Linked DNA regions of Homo sapiens: region 1 is linked to region 2. A link is an interaction called in ENCODE POLR2A ChIA-PET data of the cell type or tissue named here. Cell type or tissue: Panc1. All regions are shown on one strand. Each heading gives the region's core, and the rest is flanking DNA. Links, peaks and the distances in the headings are about the cores only.

Evidence for each region. Peaks named below come from ENCODE experiments on the same cell type or tissue, not always from the same donor. Only the 100,000 strongest peaks of a DNase experiment are listed, where the experiment ranks them.
Region 1: POLR2A ChIA-PET joins it to region 2 with 10 read pairs; 2 of 35 experiments call an interaction of 5 or more read pairs at or near these places.

Annotation. Positions count from the first base shown.
Region 1 is chr2:38,647,520-38,655,859 of GRCh38, reverse strand. No RefSeq gene overlaps it. Among named protein-coding and RNA genes, the nearest start is that of GALM, 14 kb to the left of the region's middle. RefSeq lists a cis regulatory region at 1,044-1,717. In Panc1, for the core only: no CTCF peak of the experiment used is centred there; no DNase peak of the experiment used is centred there; H3K27ac peaks cover 2,361 bases.
Region 2 is chr2:37,330,092-37,338,431 of GRCh38, reverse strand. It overlaps the pseudogene RNU6-939P. Among named protein-coding and RNA genes, the nearest start is that of PRKD3-DT, 9.2 kb to the right of the region's middle. In Panc1, for the core only: no CTCF peak of the experiment used is centred there; no DNase peak of the experiment used is centred there.

The sequences.
Region 1 (8,340 bases), core at 266-8,265, 1.3 Mb before region 2:
CGCTCAAGCCATGCAGGGTTTCCCCCAACCCTTGCAGAGCTGGCTCCCATGAAAGACATGGAGAACTCCAAGTCACAGGAGACTGACAGTTGGAAGGAGAGGTTTCCAGGAGTCAACACTGACCCAGTGTAGTTACAGTAAGGAATTTCCTTGGACCAATGACTGGGAGCTACCTGGGGCACTATCCCGAGTCATAGCCAGATGAGGTCCCCAGGGATGGCTTTGCAGCTGGTAGGAGTTTCCACTAATTAATGGGAGAGCTCTGCAGTGTATCCCTGTAGTTCCAGGAAAGCCTCTCTATGGATGACTTCAGCCTCTGCTCAAAGTAGAAGCTTGGCCAGCAAATTCCACTTGGAGTTCTACAGCTCTTTGAGCCTCAGTCATGTCCCTTGATTTTGTGCCATCTCTTAGCAAATTCTTCCTTACAGGTGGGGGAGACACTCATTGACCAGATTAACTTTGTTCTGAATGGGGTCGTAGCAGAGGCAGTTCCTGTCAAGAAATGCCACATTTTTGAAAAAAACAAAACAAAAACAAACTGAGAATGAAGCCCTTTTGAATGGTTTCAAGTATGCCAGTAGGTACACCAAGACGAGTGGTGCTGTGGTTTGAATGTATCCCCTCTAAAATTCATGTTGAAACTTAATCCCCATTGTGGTAGTATTAAGAAGTGAGGTCTTTTGGGAAGTGATGACGTCATGAAGGTTCTGCCCTCATGAATGGATTAGTGGCTTATAAGAGGCTGGAGAGAACCAGCTTAGATGCTTTTGCCCTTCCTTCCCTCCCACTACGTGAGGACACAGCCTTCAAGGCACCATCTTAGAAGGAGAGACCTGGCCCTAACCAGGCACCAAGCCCTCCGGCACCTTCATCTTCGACTTCCCAGCGTCCAGGACTGTGAGAAATCAATTTCTGCTGTTGATAAATTATCCAGTCTCAGGTAGTTTTGTTACAGCAGTACAAACGGACTAAGATAGGTGGCATTGATTGATGAAACTGTGTGGCTTCTCCAGAAGGAGAGAGAGAGAGGGAAAGGCAAGGAGGGGAGATGGCGTTTAACCACACACTGGGACAGAAGTATGGCTGTGACCTCGGGGCAAGAGGGAAGTCTTTTCAGCAGAGCCTTTTCCTGGGCTCCTGGGGCACGTGCAAGTGGAAATGGCTGAGTAAGTTTATTTCAGCAACTGTGCGGCCCTAGGAAAAGCTGAACTACTGATAAAAAGCCGAGAGGAACTAGAGCAAAGAATCTAGCCAGATAGGACGGCTCTGGCAGACCTCATGTGGCCAGGCAGACCCCATATGGCCAGGCTTACAAGACAGGGTCCCTCCACAGTCAGGGCTGGCGGTGAGTCCATTAGATGGCCAGCAAGTGTGTTCCGCCCTGTTCTAGAGCAGAGGCCCTGTGCTCCGTGGTCTGTTGGAACAGCCCACTGGGTGCAGTGTGGACTGTAGTCAGAAGGTCAGAGGCCCGCAGGCTAATCCAGCCCTGCCTTGGGCAGGCTTGAACAGAGAAATGTAAGCGTCGCTTCTGTGTCTCTTCAAAAGGCTAACATTGAATCTAGGTGAGAGAATTGCAGTGGAATTGGCAGTTTCTTCTGAGTTTAACCACATTCTATAAAGATGTGTGGTTATGCAAGGGCCAGGCGAGGTCAGGAGAGGGCAAATGTGACAAGCTCCTGGGCAGTGTTTTTTTCTGACACCAGCTCTGACACCCAATCACACCAACCAAATCTATGACACCAATTGGGTGTCCCATAATTCAATTTTGACATGGCCTATCTGGAGTTAGTGTCAGATCCCACAAGTTAAAGGGCTCAGTCTCACAAGACTGCCCCTGTCTTCAGATACCAGCTGCAAATAGGGTGCCCAGGCTACCCACACTTCTGCCCAGACCACTACAAATGTGAGGGTTTCCATGACCTCCTTTCAGGTTTGCTAATTCACTAGGATGACTCACAGAACTCAGAAAAATACCTTACATGTGCTCACTGGTTTCTTATAAAGGCTAAAACTCAGGGGAAGCCAAATGAAAAAGATGCACAGGGCAAGATATGGGGGTGGGGTGGCGCAGAGCTTCCGTGCCCTCTCTTGTGCCCCATCTTTCCAGCACATCAATATGTTTACCAACCCAGAAACTCACCGAACCTATTGGTTAGGGGTTTTTGTGGAGGTTTCATTACCTAGGCAAGATTAATCAAGTCTTTGTGTTTGATAATGAAACTCAACCTTTAATCCCTCCTCACCCGCTAGGGAAGTGGGGCTGACAGTTCTCATCCTCAAATCTCTTGGTTGGTTTTTCTGGCAACCAGCTTCCATCCTGAAGCTATCTAGGGCCCCTCAATCTTGAGTCATCTCATTAGCATATAAAAAAACCCCTTATAACTCAGGCGATTCCAAGGGACAAGACTATATATATATTAGAGATAGTGTCTATGTTGCTCAGGCTGGAGTGCAGTAACACCATCATAGCTCACTGTAGCCTTGACCTCCTGGGTTCAAGCGATCCTCCTACCTTAGCCTCCCAAGTAGTTGAGACTACAGATTCATGCCACCACACTCAGCTAATTCTTAAAAAAAATTTTGTAGGCCAGTCATGGTGGCTTACGCTTGTAATCCCAGCACTTTGGGAGGCCGAGGTGAGAGGATCGCTTAAGCTCAGGAGTTTGAGACCAGCTGAGCAACATAAGACCTTGTCTCTACTTAAAAAAAAAAAAAAAAAAAAATTAGCCAGACATAGTGGTGCATGCCTATAGTCCTGGCTACTCTGGAGGCTGAGACAGGAGGATCACTTGAGCCTAGGAGATCCAGGCTACAGTGAGCTGTGATTGCACCACTGCACTCAGCCTGGGTAACAGAGGGAAAGCCTGTCTCAAAAAAAGAAAACAAAAAAATGGTTGTTCATAGAGATGGAGTCTCACTGTTTTGCCCAGGCTGGTCTTGAACTCCTGGGCTCAAGTGATCTTCCTGCTTCAGCCTCCCAAAGTGCTGGAGCTGCAGGTGTGAGCCACTATACCTGGCCAATTTAAAGATCTTAGTTGGCTTTTATTTACAGTTCTAGAATCGAGCAATACCTCATTCCATAAAATATGATGAGTGTTCCGATAAGCTGAGCAGAGGAGGTTGGCTTTAGAAACGAGAAGTGGGGAGAGAAGCAGAAACAGAAAATGAAAAGTGGATTGGTGGTTTCAAATTTCCTTTCCTTGTAAAGGTTAAAGTAGAGAAGATTTTCTTATCATATCAGCTCAAATAGCTTGGGTACTGGGCTATTATCTCACTCTCAATTTCTGGGAAGGTCAGATAAACAATTTATTTTCAACTTGGTGGGGTGGAGCTTCAGTGTGAGTGACTATTTTGGTTTGGTCTGTCAGGCCTAGTGCAGGAGCTCAGTTCAAACCAATGGCCTCCTCTAAATTGTATTTAATAACAGTAAGTCTAAGGAGGGACCTGGCCTCTATTTTTTTTTTTTTTTTTTTGAGACAGAGTCTTGCTCCATCGCCTAGGCTGGAGTGCAGTGGCGTGATCTTGTCTCACTACAACCTCTGCCTCCCGGGTTCAAGAGATTCTCATGCTTCAGCCTCCCTGGTAGCTGGCACCACAGGTGTGTGCCACCATGCCAGGCTAATTTTTGTATTTTTGGTAGAGAAGGGGTTTTGCCATGTTGCCCAGGCTGGTCTCAGACTCCTGACCTCAAGTGATCCACCCGCCTTGGCCTTCCAAAGTGCTGGGATTACAGGCGTGAGTCACTGCACCTGGCCCTGGCCTCTTTTTCTTTTTCTTTTTTTTTTTTTTAAGACAGAGTTGTGCTCTCGTTGCCCAGGCTGGAGTGCAGTGGCACAATCTCGGCTCACCGCAACCTCCGCCTCCCGGGTTCAAGTGATTCTCGTGCTTCAGCCTCCCTAGTAGCTGGCACCACAGGTGTGTGCCACCATGCCAGGCTAATTTTTGTATTTTTGGTAGAGATGGGGTTGTGCCATGTTGCCCAGGCTGGTCTGGGACTCCTGACCTCAAGTGATCCACCTGCATTGGCCTTCCAAAGTGCTGGGATTACAGGCGTGAGCCACTGCACCTGGCCCTGGCCTCTATTTTTTTTTTTTTTTTTTTTGAGATGGAGTTTTGCTCTTGTCGCCCAGGCTGGAGTGCAGTGGCGCAATCTCGGCTCACCGCAACCTCCGCCTGCCGGGTTCGAGTGATTCTCCTGTCTCAGCCTTCCGAGTAGCTGGGATTACAGGCATGCACCACCATGGTCGGCTAATTTTGTATTTTTAGTAGAGATGGGGTTTCTCCATGTTGGTCAGGCTAGTCTCAAACTCCCGACCTCAGGTGATCCACCCGCCTCGGCCTCCCAAAGTGCTGGGATTACAGGCGTGAGCCACTGTGCCCAGCCCCTGGCCTCTATTTTTAATAAACTCTCTAAATGATTACCACGCTCACTGAAGTTTGAAAACAAAGGGGTATACATTTTTTTGAGTCCCTCACCCCCAGCACCACTCCTTCCCATGAAGCCTATTCAGTCATGCTCTGAAGGAAGAGCCCCATTTGACTCAGGTTGGCCTTCTTCCTTAAGGGCCAGGCAGAAGGATGGCTGAGTACAGAGGATGGCTTGGCGGAGCGCATCTACTTTAGGATCCTGGAGATTCTGCCGCAGGTTGGAATCAGATTCTCAGGAAAAGGAATCAGAATTCACATTGGTTAGTGTCTGCTGTATCAAGCAATGTGCATGCTATGCATTTTTATGTGGTTTAATCTGTGAGGGAGGTATAACCACTGTCATTTCATAGCTGAGAAAATTGAGACTCAAAGAGGACTGGGGCCAAAGAGTCACACTGGTATTCAAATTCAGGCCTGCCTGGCTCCAATGTCTACCCCCAAATAGTATGTAATGGGCAGGGAACATGTTGAGCTTGTGTGACTTGGCTGTGAGCTTGAGCTGCTGCAGCCACAGTGTAGTGCTCTTCGCTCCATCATCACTGCGTCTGGAACAGTGGGAAGGACAGGACAGCTCTGTGCTGCCAAATAGGAGCACCATCAGCTCCCAGATGCTGCTTCCTGAAGCACTACTTTCTCAAAGCCTCCCTGGGGAATCAGCAGTCCTGCTGAATGTGTCCCTGTCTCTCTGTAGATTATGCTGCTCTCAGATCCCTGAGGTAGAGCCTGGCCAAAGGTTCTGGAGATTGTTGGAACCTCCACATCTAATGCTGAATCTAGCTTGGTTGATGCCAATTTGACCTTCTTCTGATGTGGTGAATGTCCCCTGGACGGCTCTGTGGTCCTAAGTCCTGTCTGCAAGGCCAGGGAGGGCTGGGTAGGAGAACAGCCCTTCTGTTCAGGGCTGGTATAGAGGGAGATGGGCTGAAATAGAAAAGGCGTCACTTAGGGCTTTCTGAGTAAGGCAAATCCAAATCCAACAGCAACAGTGGGAAAATAAATAGAAGGAATATAAAAATCAGCAGCCAGAACTTTGACAGTAGGTCAGAATAGAGTGGAATAGGTGATGGGAGGTGATTTAGGGATGAGTCTGTGAGGCCACAGCTTGGCCAACACACATGGAGCGTGTCACAGGGCAAGAATAGGAACTTGGAGGAAGTATGTGCACCTGGCCAAACTGTGCTGTACTTCCATGAGTTTGTTTATTCATCCAAGGTGGAGTCGCAGTGTGACATGACATTGATGGAAGGGACAGGACAGGAAGGCGGCGGTGTTGTTGGGAGAAATTAGCCAAGTGATCACCAGGGTGTAAATTCACCTTTTAGTCCAGGGTCTGGTCCTCAGCCTTTCAGGCAGGAAACTCGGTATTGTCAGTGCCCCAGGATTCGTCCTGCTTAGAGACTAACCCCAGCTACATTTTTAAGGACTGGTATATAAGATAAAAGCCTATTCTATCTATTTAAAAGAGATTATCCTCTTCCAGGGCCTGGAATGTTCTAATCTCCCTTTCCTAGTATGGAAGAACTGGTGATGATGAATTAGATGAATTAACAATCAACGGCCGGCTAGGCGTGGTGGCTCATGCCTGTAATCCCAGCACCTTGGGAGGCTGAGGAAGGGTGGATCACCTGAGGTCAGGAGTTCCAGACCAGCCCGGACAACACGGTGAAACCCTGTCTCTAATGAAAATACAAAAATTACCTGGGCATGGTGGTGGGCGCCTGTAATCCCAGCTATTTGGGTGGCTGAGGCAGGAGAATCCCTTGAGCCCGGGAGGCAGAGGTTGCAGTGAGCAGAGATCATGCCACTGCGTGACAGAGCGAGATTCCATCTCAAAAACAAAAACAAACAAACAAAAAAAACAAGGGCCATTTTATGAGCATGAGTTGCTGCAAAGAGCTGGCTAGGAAATGTACGTGCCCAAGGAAAGGTCCATGCTTCACAAGAGGGAGTTCATCTCTGATGACGAACTGCTGATGCGCCTCAGATTCAGTGTCTTCCCTGGACAGTGCTGGATATTATCAACCAATGTTTGTATCTTCAACTCTTCTTTTTCTATGCCTCTGTATCAGAGTTGCACAATTTTTTTTTCTTTTTTCTTGAGTTGGAGTCTCGCTCTGTCTCCCAGGCTGGAATGCAGTGGTGCGATCTCAGCTCACCGAAAACTCTGCCCCCCATGTTCAAGCGATTCTCTTGCTTCAGCTTCCCCTGTAGCTGGGATTACAGGTACGCAACACCATGCCCAGCTAATTTTTGTATTTTTAGTAGAGACGTGGTTTCACCATGTTGTCCAGGCTGGTCTCAAACTTCTGACCTCAAATGATCTTCCTGCCTTGGCCTCCCCAAGAGAGTTGCATAATTTAACTTGTGCTCCAACTTTGTTGTGCAGATGAAATGGGTTTTCCTATCAGTTTGTCCATAGCTGCTCTGGTCTTCTATTAAGCCACCACTCACTTGGTTAGTTGTTGTTGGTGGTGGTGAAGATGATTGAAATGTCCAGTCTGGTTTAAAGCATGGTAATGCTGATCATTGACATAATTCCTTTAGCTATGTTCAGTTTCTCTTGGATGAATTATCTCAATAATCTCCCGGTCTTCCTGCTTCTTCTCCTAACGTGGTGAACAGATGTATGGAGAAGAGAGACTAGTATGGCTTATGAGTCTTCACCACAGCAGGAAGAGCCACGGGCCCCTTCTGGGTCCCCCGCCTTCTCTCTCCTTTGTCCACCTGTTTTCTGTGTGCTCTGCTGGTCTGAAGCTGCAGCCTGTAGCAGTTAGCATGTGGTCGTGAACTGAAGGTCCTGCAGGTCCGGCACTGGTCCCGTGGTCCTGCACAGCCTTGGCAATGCATCTTGGGAACACTGGCCCCTTTTCCATTACAGACTTGACTTGCCCTCAGCTCTGACTGTGAACACTGAGCCTCTGCTTTGTCCCCCACTTGTCGCCTGCCCTGGTTGTGAAACCTGCCCAATTGTCCCATACAACTAATGTTTAGAGTTTCTTCTGAATAAACATATGAATTAATCCTCTTAGTCTTAAAACTTGAGTAAGTTCCATTTGTCTTATCTGAGTTCCATTCTCAGGAAACCAACCGTCATGCCTCCCAGATAGTATCAGGAAGCTGAAACTTACCAGGTTGCTGCATCAGGACAGTGAGATGCCAGACACCTCACCCATCATGATTGCCTAACTCACCACCTGCTTCCTGTTGACCAACTCCTCTTCCTCACCCCTCTCTATTCCTGTTTTCCTGCATGTAGTTTCATTTCTTCCTTGCTGTATAAACCCCTGATTTTAGTTGATCAGGGAGATGGATTTGAGACTGATCTCCCAATTCCTTGGCTGTAGCCCCCGATTAAAGCCTTCTTCCCTGGCAATACTCACTGCCCCAGTGATTGGGTTTCTGTGTGGTGAACAGTAGGACCTAGAACAAAGCCCTGGTGTTGTAGTAAGAGTGGCCTGCTGCAGCCTATGCAGTGGGGTCTTCTCTTGGTTCAAACTCGTGTCCTCTATCATTAGTTAATACCATAATCGTCTCCGAATAGCCTCTCTACCTATGGCCTCCTCCAGTCTCTTTCTCACAGCTGCAGAGCATCTTTCTAAAATGCCCATATGATCATAAAAAACCCTTAAGAGTTTCCACTTTTCTTTTCTTTTTTTTTTTTTTTTTTTTGAGACAGAGTCTTGCTCTGTTGCCTAGGCTGGTGTGCAGTGGCGTGATCTTGGCTAACTGCAACCTCTGCCTCCCGGACTCAAGTGATTCTCCTGCCTCAGCCTCCCGAGCAGCTGGGATTACAGGCGCCAGCCATCACGCCCAGCTAATTTTTGTATTTTTAGTAGAGATGGGGTTTCACCACGTTGGCCATGCTGGTCTTGAACTCCTGACCTCAAGTGTTCCACCCGCCTCGGCCTCCCA
Region 2 (8,340 bases), core at 83-8,082:
ATAATTTATCATACTTTTGATCAGTTTTTCTCTGAGAGCTCTGAAAACCAAAAGTGTTCAAGGTCCAAAGAAATGAATCTCTAGTAAGAAATTTCAGTGCACTCAAGGAGATGAGAAGTAGAATCAAAGATGAAGAGAGTGGAGGTCACCTGGTGACCGTCAAGCCAGCCATCCAGAGGAAAAAACTCCTCGTCTGAGGAATTTAGAAGTAATTAGACTTCCCTGTTATCTAAAGCGGGCATCTGGTTCCAGGCTTCTTTCTCAAAAATTTATAAGTAACTAGAATTTCCATACATCTGCAGAATGTATGTATGTTGAAACTCATTGTGCAACACTTGCTGACATCAAGGCACCAAAATGCCTACAAATTTAACCATTTATCATGACCTATGTGGCTAATAGGGTCCAAATTACCATTAAACTCCCGCTTTAAGGTTCATAAACACGCCTAAGGGAAAATCCACCACAATTCCTCCCTTGCTGAGGTGCCCTGCTGCATTCTTTTGCAGCTTTCTTTCTATCTAGTAAAACTTTCCTTTTCAAACCTATACTGTTGTCAGTAAATTCTTCTCACCAATCTGCAAGTCAACCACCTTCCAATGCCGGAGCTCTGGCACCTAGCCCAGCAAAAGACAAAGACTCACACACAAAATTCATTCTTTACAGCTCACAGAATAGACAGCACTGATCTACACAGTACCTAAACTGCCTATGATGTGAAGTTACAAACAACTGATCGTTACAGGAAGCATCCATGCATATAATGTTTAAGTCTGTATATTTATAGAGGCATACATGTTGACATTTTATTCAAAAAATTTCATCTATGTTTAATTTTTCCATCTTGTGGGATCAGATAAGATAAAGCACCAATTTCATATATATATATATTTTTTTTTTTTTGAGACAGTTTCTTGCTCTGTCACCCAGGCTGTAGCATAGTGCTACACCCAGCACCCAGACTGCTGCACGATCTTGGCTCAGCGCAACCTCCGCCTCCAGGATTCAAGTGATTCTCACACATTAGCCTCTTGAGCAGCTGGGACTACAGGTGTGCGTGCAACACCACACCAAGCTAATTTTTGTATTTTTAGTAGAGACAGGGTTTCACCATGTTAGCCAGGCTGATCTCGATCTCCTAACTTCAAGCAATCCACCCACCTTGGCCTCCCAAAGTGCTGAAATTACAGGTATGAGCCACCGCACCCGGCCTTCTGCAACATATTAATGATAGAACATGAAAGGTAAAAAGCTGTTAGTTCAAGAATTTTTCATTCAGAGTTACTAAATTTTTATGGTGTAGGTTAAAAATATGATCAGAGATGTTAAGTGTGTCAATAATGTGTTTTTAAGACCTAATTCTATAAATAAGTATGATGAGAGATATTATTATTGTTATTATCCTCATTGTTAATGATAAAAAAGTTAAGGTACAAGGTTAAGTCATCTGTTCAAAGCCATGCAAAGCTGATTCATTTGCAGGCAGTGTACTTTTACTCTACCCTACAGGCTTTTATAGTTTCAGAGGAGAAAATTTAAGTAGCTATTAAAATCTAACTTTCAATAAGCTGAGGAAAGCTTTTACTGAAGTTAAAATCAGATACCATTGAAAGTATTTTATCTCTAGATTTTAAGTACAATATTCATTTTTGTATTTTTGTCTCCTTTAATCATATATCTAATATCATATCTATTAGTAGAAGGGGGAAAGGGAAATTTTTTTCAAAAAAATTAAATGCCAAAATGTAAACTAATATAACCTAAAGTCAAGACGAAGCCACTCAGTTGTCTTTTGCTCTGGGGTCATTTGTGGATTTTCTGCAGTGTTATATTCTACTTATCCATGTTTTAAAGATATGAAATTGTGATATTTTCCTACTGATCAGGCTACACAGACTGTTATCAGACAACTGAAAAAGCATCCTTTCTCTCAATCTTATAATGTTAATTGTGCTTGTTAATTAGTCTCTTTCTGGCTTTTCATGAAAGAACAGTCATTCTAAGAGTAATTTTCAAGTCTTACCAAACAAACAACACGAAAAAGTTTGCTTTTAAGACTCAGCTTAGGCCCATCAGTGTCAAGTAAGAGGAAGAAAGGCTCTAAAACCTCTTTCCACAGGGTCCAAAATAGAACATTAATTAAGCAAATAAAAATGACACATTCACAGAAAATAGCAACAGTTATTTAAAAAACAAGTTGGCTATGCCACACATAGCTATTAACAATAATAACAGTAGAAAGTTGCAACGTAACACCATAACTCAAATTCGGCCCTAAAACTACATATGCTCCTATAAATATCTAACTTTTGCTTAAATTTAGAATGAATTTATGCTGTTCGTTTTATTTTTATACGTGAAAACATTCACAAAGTATTTTGAATGTTTTAGTAATACTTAGTACAGATTGTGATCATAAAAAATCCTTTCAACACTACGGTTCACATATATGCTATTGTTCAGATTATAGTAAATTAGATGAACTAATCCATCCTCAATTTTAATGTTTGGGAAAGCATTTCAACAGAGCTCATGATTAGTAGCACCAGGCCAAGAGTATATCTAAATTTCCCTAAAAAAGAAGATTAAATTACTTAGCATAGAATTTTAGTAAGACTAATCCCCTTCTGTTACTGCCCAAACCTTGATCTTTTATGGTCTTCCCTCAGTAAATCACATACCTATTATGCAGAACACTAAAGTTTGAATTTACAGCTCTGTGAGAAAGGAAAAGAGATTAATTGCCTTTTATAATATCTTTGTTTCGTCCTCCAAAAAATTTCCTTCTAACAGTGTTAGATCTGTATTACAATCAGGAAGAAGCACAGTAGTAATTTTAGAAAGGGGACCAAAAGGAAATTTCATAAGCAAAAAGGAGGGGCCATAAGAGAACTGTACATCTTCATTCCACTCTGAGGCAAAATGGTCTTCTCTTGATTCTATTCTTTGATTAGAGAAAATGACCATCAATTAGAGAAACAAACTAATGTCTCAGACAGGAAATAAATGACATTAAAGACAAAGCCATAGGCCAGGCATGGTGGCTTACACCTGTAATCCCAGAACTTTGGGAGACCGAGGCAGGCGGATCATTTGAGGTCAGGAGTTCAAGACCAGCGTGGCTAAAATGGTGAGACCCCCGTCTCTTCCAAAAATATAAAAATTAGCCGGGTGTAATGGCGCATGCCTATAATCCCATCTACTCAGGAGGCTGAGGCAGGAGAATCATTTGAACCTGGGAGACGGAGGCTGTAGTGAGCGAAGATCGTGCCACTGCATTCTAGCCTGGGCTACAGAGCGAGACTCCATCTCAAAAAAAAAAAAAAGATTGAGCCATAGATAAAGAATGCAGTAACAATTATTATTCAGGATTTTTTTTTTTTTTTTGAGACGGAGTTTCGCTCTTGTTGCCCAGGCTGGAGTACAATGGCACAATCTCAGCTCACCACAACCTCCGCCTCCCAGGTTCCAGCGATTCTTCTGCCTCAGCCTCCCGAGTAGCTAGGATTACAGGCATGCGCCACCACACCCAGCTAATTTTGTATTTTTAGTAGAGATGGGGTTTCTCCATGTTGGTCAGGCTGGTCTCGAACTCCTGACCTCAGATGATCCTCTGTCTCGGCCTCCCAAAGTGCTGGGATTATAGGTGTGAGCCACTGTGCCTGGCCTATTCGTGATTTTTAGAGACTGAAAATATGAGGGAAACCTGGTAAAGTGGATAGACAATAGCCTAATTATAAAACTTCTCTGTGTGCTACAATTACATGTTAATCTTTATTCAATTATGCAGATAGCTACAGAATACTATTATTTTATAGTACACACATGCACACATCTTTAGCATATCCTTTGCAGGTGTAAAAAAATTATGATAATATAATCCTTAAATGGCAGGCACCTGGTAGTATAGTAAGTTCTTGAAAAATGTTGTGTCTAAAAACACATACCTTATGATTATAAAACCTAGTGCCTGCCACAAATATGGAGAAATATTTGATTCATTACAGTATGTAATGTACAGCCTAACCAGTAGGCTAACGACAAGCAGACAATGATCTTCCCTTGACCCTGATATCTCCTTTAATTATTACTCTTTCCCTTCACTTCCATTTTTTAATGTAATCTACACCATTAGTTCCCAAATGCCAGTTCCATATTAATGCCTGTCCATGATTATGCTTGCTCAGTTTGTTGCAAAAGGAGAACATTTTTTAAAATGTTGTTAATAAGGCAATTATATTTAATCAAAGTCTGATCTTTGATCTTACATTCTTCCTCCATATTTGGGAATAATCAGTTGTAGGTTCTTGGGTTTGTCTTTTATTGTCTTGCTCTCTTGTTGTTTCATTGTGGTAAAATACATACAACATAAAATTTGCCATCTTAACATTAAATACATTCAGTTCATTAAACACATTTACATTTTTCTGCAACCATCACTACAATCCACCTCTAGAATTATTTTCATGTTGCAAAACTGAAACTGCACCCATTAAACAATACCTCTACATTCTCTCTTCCCCCCAGCCTCTAGCAACCACCATTCTTCTTTCTGTCTCTGTGAATTTGACTATTCTAAGGACATACCTCACATAAGTGGAATTATACAGTATTTGTCTTTCTGAAACTGTCTTATTTCACTTAACATAATGTCTTGAAGGTTCACCCATGGTATAGCATGTCTCAGAATTTCCTTCCTTTTTAAGGCTGAATAATATTCTGTTTTATGTGTATACCACATTTTGCTTATCCACCCATCTGTTGATGGACACTTGGGTTGCTTCCACCTTTTGGCTATTCCTAATAATGCTTCTATGGAGATTTGTGTATAAATATCTCTTCAAGACCCTGCCTTCGATTCTTTTAGATATACACCCAGAAGTAGAATTGCCGAATCATATGGTAACCTTACTTTGAATTTTTTGAGGAATCACCATAGCAGCTGCACCATTTCACATTCCCACCAACAGTGCCTAAGAGTTTCAATCTCCCTACATCTTTGCTAACACCTGTTGTTTTCTGTCTTTTTTTCACAGTAGCTATCCTTATGAATGTGAGGAGATATCTCACTGTGGTTTTGATTTGCATTTCCCTAATGATTAGTGATGCTGAAGTGTTGCTTTGCTTCAGTGTTCTTAATTGGTAAAACAAGAAGTTGGCAACTTGCTTAGTCTCCATTTTTAAACAAATTTATGGGTTATTGATATCTGAAAATCTGAAAATCACCAGCGTACTCTCTATGTCCTCTTCTCATCTAAAAATTACCCCATCAATTCACTGCAGTCTGGCTTTGGCCCTCAATCTTCTCCTGACTTCTCTCATCAGAATTAACAAACTAACTTGTAATTGCCAAATAGAACGGACCTTCTTCAGTCTGTATGTAATTAGTGGAAAGTGCAGAGTCTCTGGGGCCAAACCTAAAGTCCCGCTTCCTTCAGCGGAGTAGGATCTCAACAAATGTAATTCCTGCTCCTGGACTTCCCTAAGGGAAATTTCATCCCTTCCCATAGTTTCATTCTCTACCCTATGCAATGATTCCCAAACCTCTAACACTCAACCATGTCAGTGGAGCATTAATACTGTTCAAGGCACTCTGCAATGGATATATGGATAAATTAACTATGGCTTCGGCGCTCCAGAAGCATGTGGTTTAGTAAGATAAATAGTTGCGCAATACAGTGTCACAGGTGCTATGAAGGAACATGCCAGGAGCACAAAGAAAGGAATAATGATTCCCATATGACCTGGAGTGGACAGGGAAGGTCTTACAGAGGAGAAACTTGAAGTGAATGAATATTGGAAGTACTTATCAGGTAGCAGAGGGGAGACAGCTATCACCACATGTATCAATTCTTAAAATTAACAGAAGAGAATATTTGAGGTAGGAAACCTTAGAACATCATTTCAGTGGACCAGGTGAGGGCTATTTAAGGCCTGAACTAGGAGACAGTGGAAAAGAAGAAAAGAGATACCATACAAGAAACATAATGGTATGAAATTGATGGGACTTGGTCACCAATTAGATCTAGAGAACAAGGGAAAAGAGTTTAGGCTGACTTAGTGGGTTCTGTCTTGGATAAATAGACGGTGGTACCATGCACTAAGATTGGAAATATAGGAAGAGGAACAGGTTACAAGGAAAAGATGAGTTCAATTAGGGACACTTGGAATTTGTGGTCTTTCTGTGGGACACTCAGGTGCTTATAGAAAGATCAAGGAGAGAGATGCAGATCTGTAAGACAGACATCGAAGCCCTATGTAGCAGATGCATTAGGTGCCCTGCCAGTATCCCTCCATACTCACCATTCCCATGCATGCCCTTTCAGGGGCTTCCAACAGCAAGCATCTGGGAGTCTTTGCCTGAGGGCTCCCGGCAGAACCCACTGGGTGGGCCTGCCAACTCCGAGACTAATGGTGTTAACAGGGAGTGTCTGCTAATAGATTTCTTTTTGGAGGTTATGAAGATGTTCTGAAATTACATAGTGGAGATGTGGCACAACTTTGTGAATACACTAAAAACCCAGCCAATTCTACACTTTTAGAAGGTGAATTTTAGTGCTTACTTCGACAGCACATATATTACAATTGGAATGATATAGAGAAGACTAGCCTGGCCCCTGTGCAAGGATGACATGCAAATTTGTGAAGTGTTCCATATTAAAATTATAAAAAATAAAATAATAAATAATAAATAAAAGGTGAATTGTATAGTTTTTGATTTATGTCTCCACTTGTAACAATTGTGTGAGAAAAAATACATACGCTATGGCTCAGCCCAACTGAAGTATTTCGTCCACAAGTACGCCCAATGTCTTCACATCTGTGTGCCTTTGCTTGCTCTATTGCTTCCACCTAGAATTTCGAATTTCTCTTTTCTCCCACTCCTCTCCCCCATGTTTCCTAATCCTATTCTTTCTTCCAGGCCCAGCAAAAGTCCTCCTTTTCTGTTCAGTCTTCCCCAGGTCAGGGATTTATCTTGTACTTCCCTGACATCTTCTAACCCTTTATTTTGTTTCCTGCTTTTTTTTCTTTTTTAACTCTCTTCTCCGTATTATAGATTTTCACATAGCTTAGCTAATAAATTTCAGATTCCTGAGAACAGGAGGTGTTTTACCTATAGATCCTATCAAATGTCTTGCACATGGTAGCCTCTCAAAAATGTTTAGTGAATCAATACATCAAGGACTATAAAATCTCGAGGGGAGTCTAGGAAAAAAACCAAGCAACCTAATTAAAATCAATTCACCTTCAGCTAAATTAGCCATCATCATTTAAAGAACATTAAAGGAAACAATTTAAAATCTAGGGGAATATGGTCAGAATTCTTTCTGGAAATACTTAAGGTTTTGAAATTTGAGGTGTCATGATAAGAGTACAAATTATAGTAAAATGTTCAGGTCATTATATTCTGAGTAACTATATTAAAAATAAACAAATATAAATCTATTTAGTGATTTTACCCTTACTATAGAATACTTCAAGCTGTTAGTACAGAAAATGCCATAGTGACAGCTTCTGGTCACTTGAGGACCTGTGCAGTAAGATCTTCCTCTGATGATGTAAAGAGGAACTCATTCTATGACCATAGAAATTCCTGTTCCTTTTCAGTTCTTTATTATCTTTCTAAATTTCCCTCCATAGAATCAAGCTTAGCAACTTTTCTTTCTCTGTGCTGCCAAAGGACAGGAGGAGATACAGAGATGTGAAAAGCTCTAATTCTTTAGCATGAATAACAATATTAATAGTTAACCCTTATTGACCATTCTCTGTGTGCCAGGCTTTTTAAAAAGTGTTTTTCATGTATTATCTCATTTAATCCTTATAATAATTCATGGAAGAAGAATTATTATCATCGTAGTTAACTGACGACAAAGAGACTGAGGCACATAGAGGCTAATTTGCCCCTGGTCACACAGCTTGTTAAATGGTGGAATCCTGGTGTATAACCAGGCAGATGATATTATGTGCATAATAACATTACATTTATTTATTTATTCATTTATTTATTTCTCACAACAGCACTGTGAGGTAATTACTCCCCCCTCATTTTACATGTAAGGGAATCAATTTTTAGTGAGATTAAGTAGCTCAAAACTACTAAATGGTAGAGCCCAGATTGTACTCTGTCTTTGAAATCACATCCCAACCCTTTTCTTCTAACTGATTCCTCTGGGCTGGTGTAGTTTGCACGCTCCAGGAAAGGAGTCCCAACTCCTCTGTTTTGGTCAGCCCTGGTAAGAGTTTTTTTGTTTGTTTATTTGTTTGTTTGTTTGTTTGTTTTGAGACAGGGTCTCCCTCTGTCGCCCAGGCTGGAGTGTAGAGACGCGATCCCAGCTTACT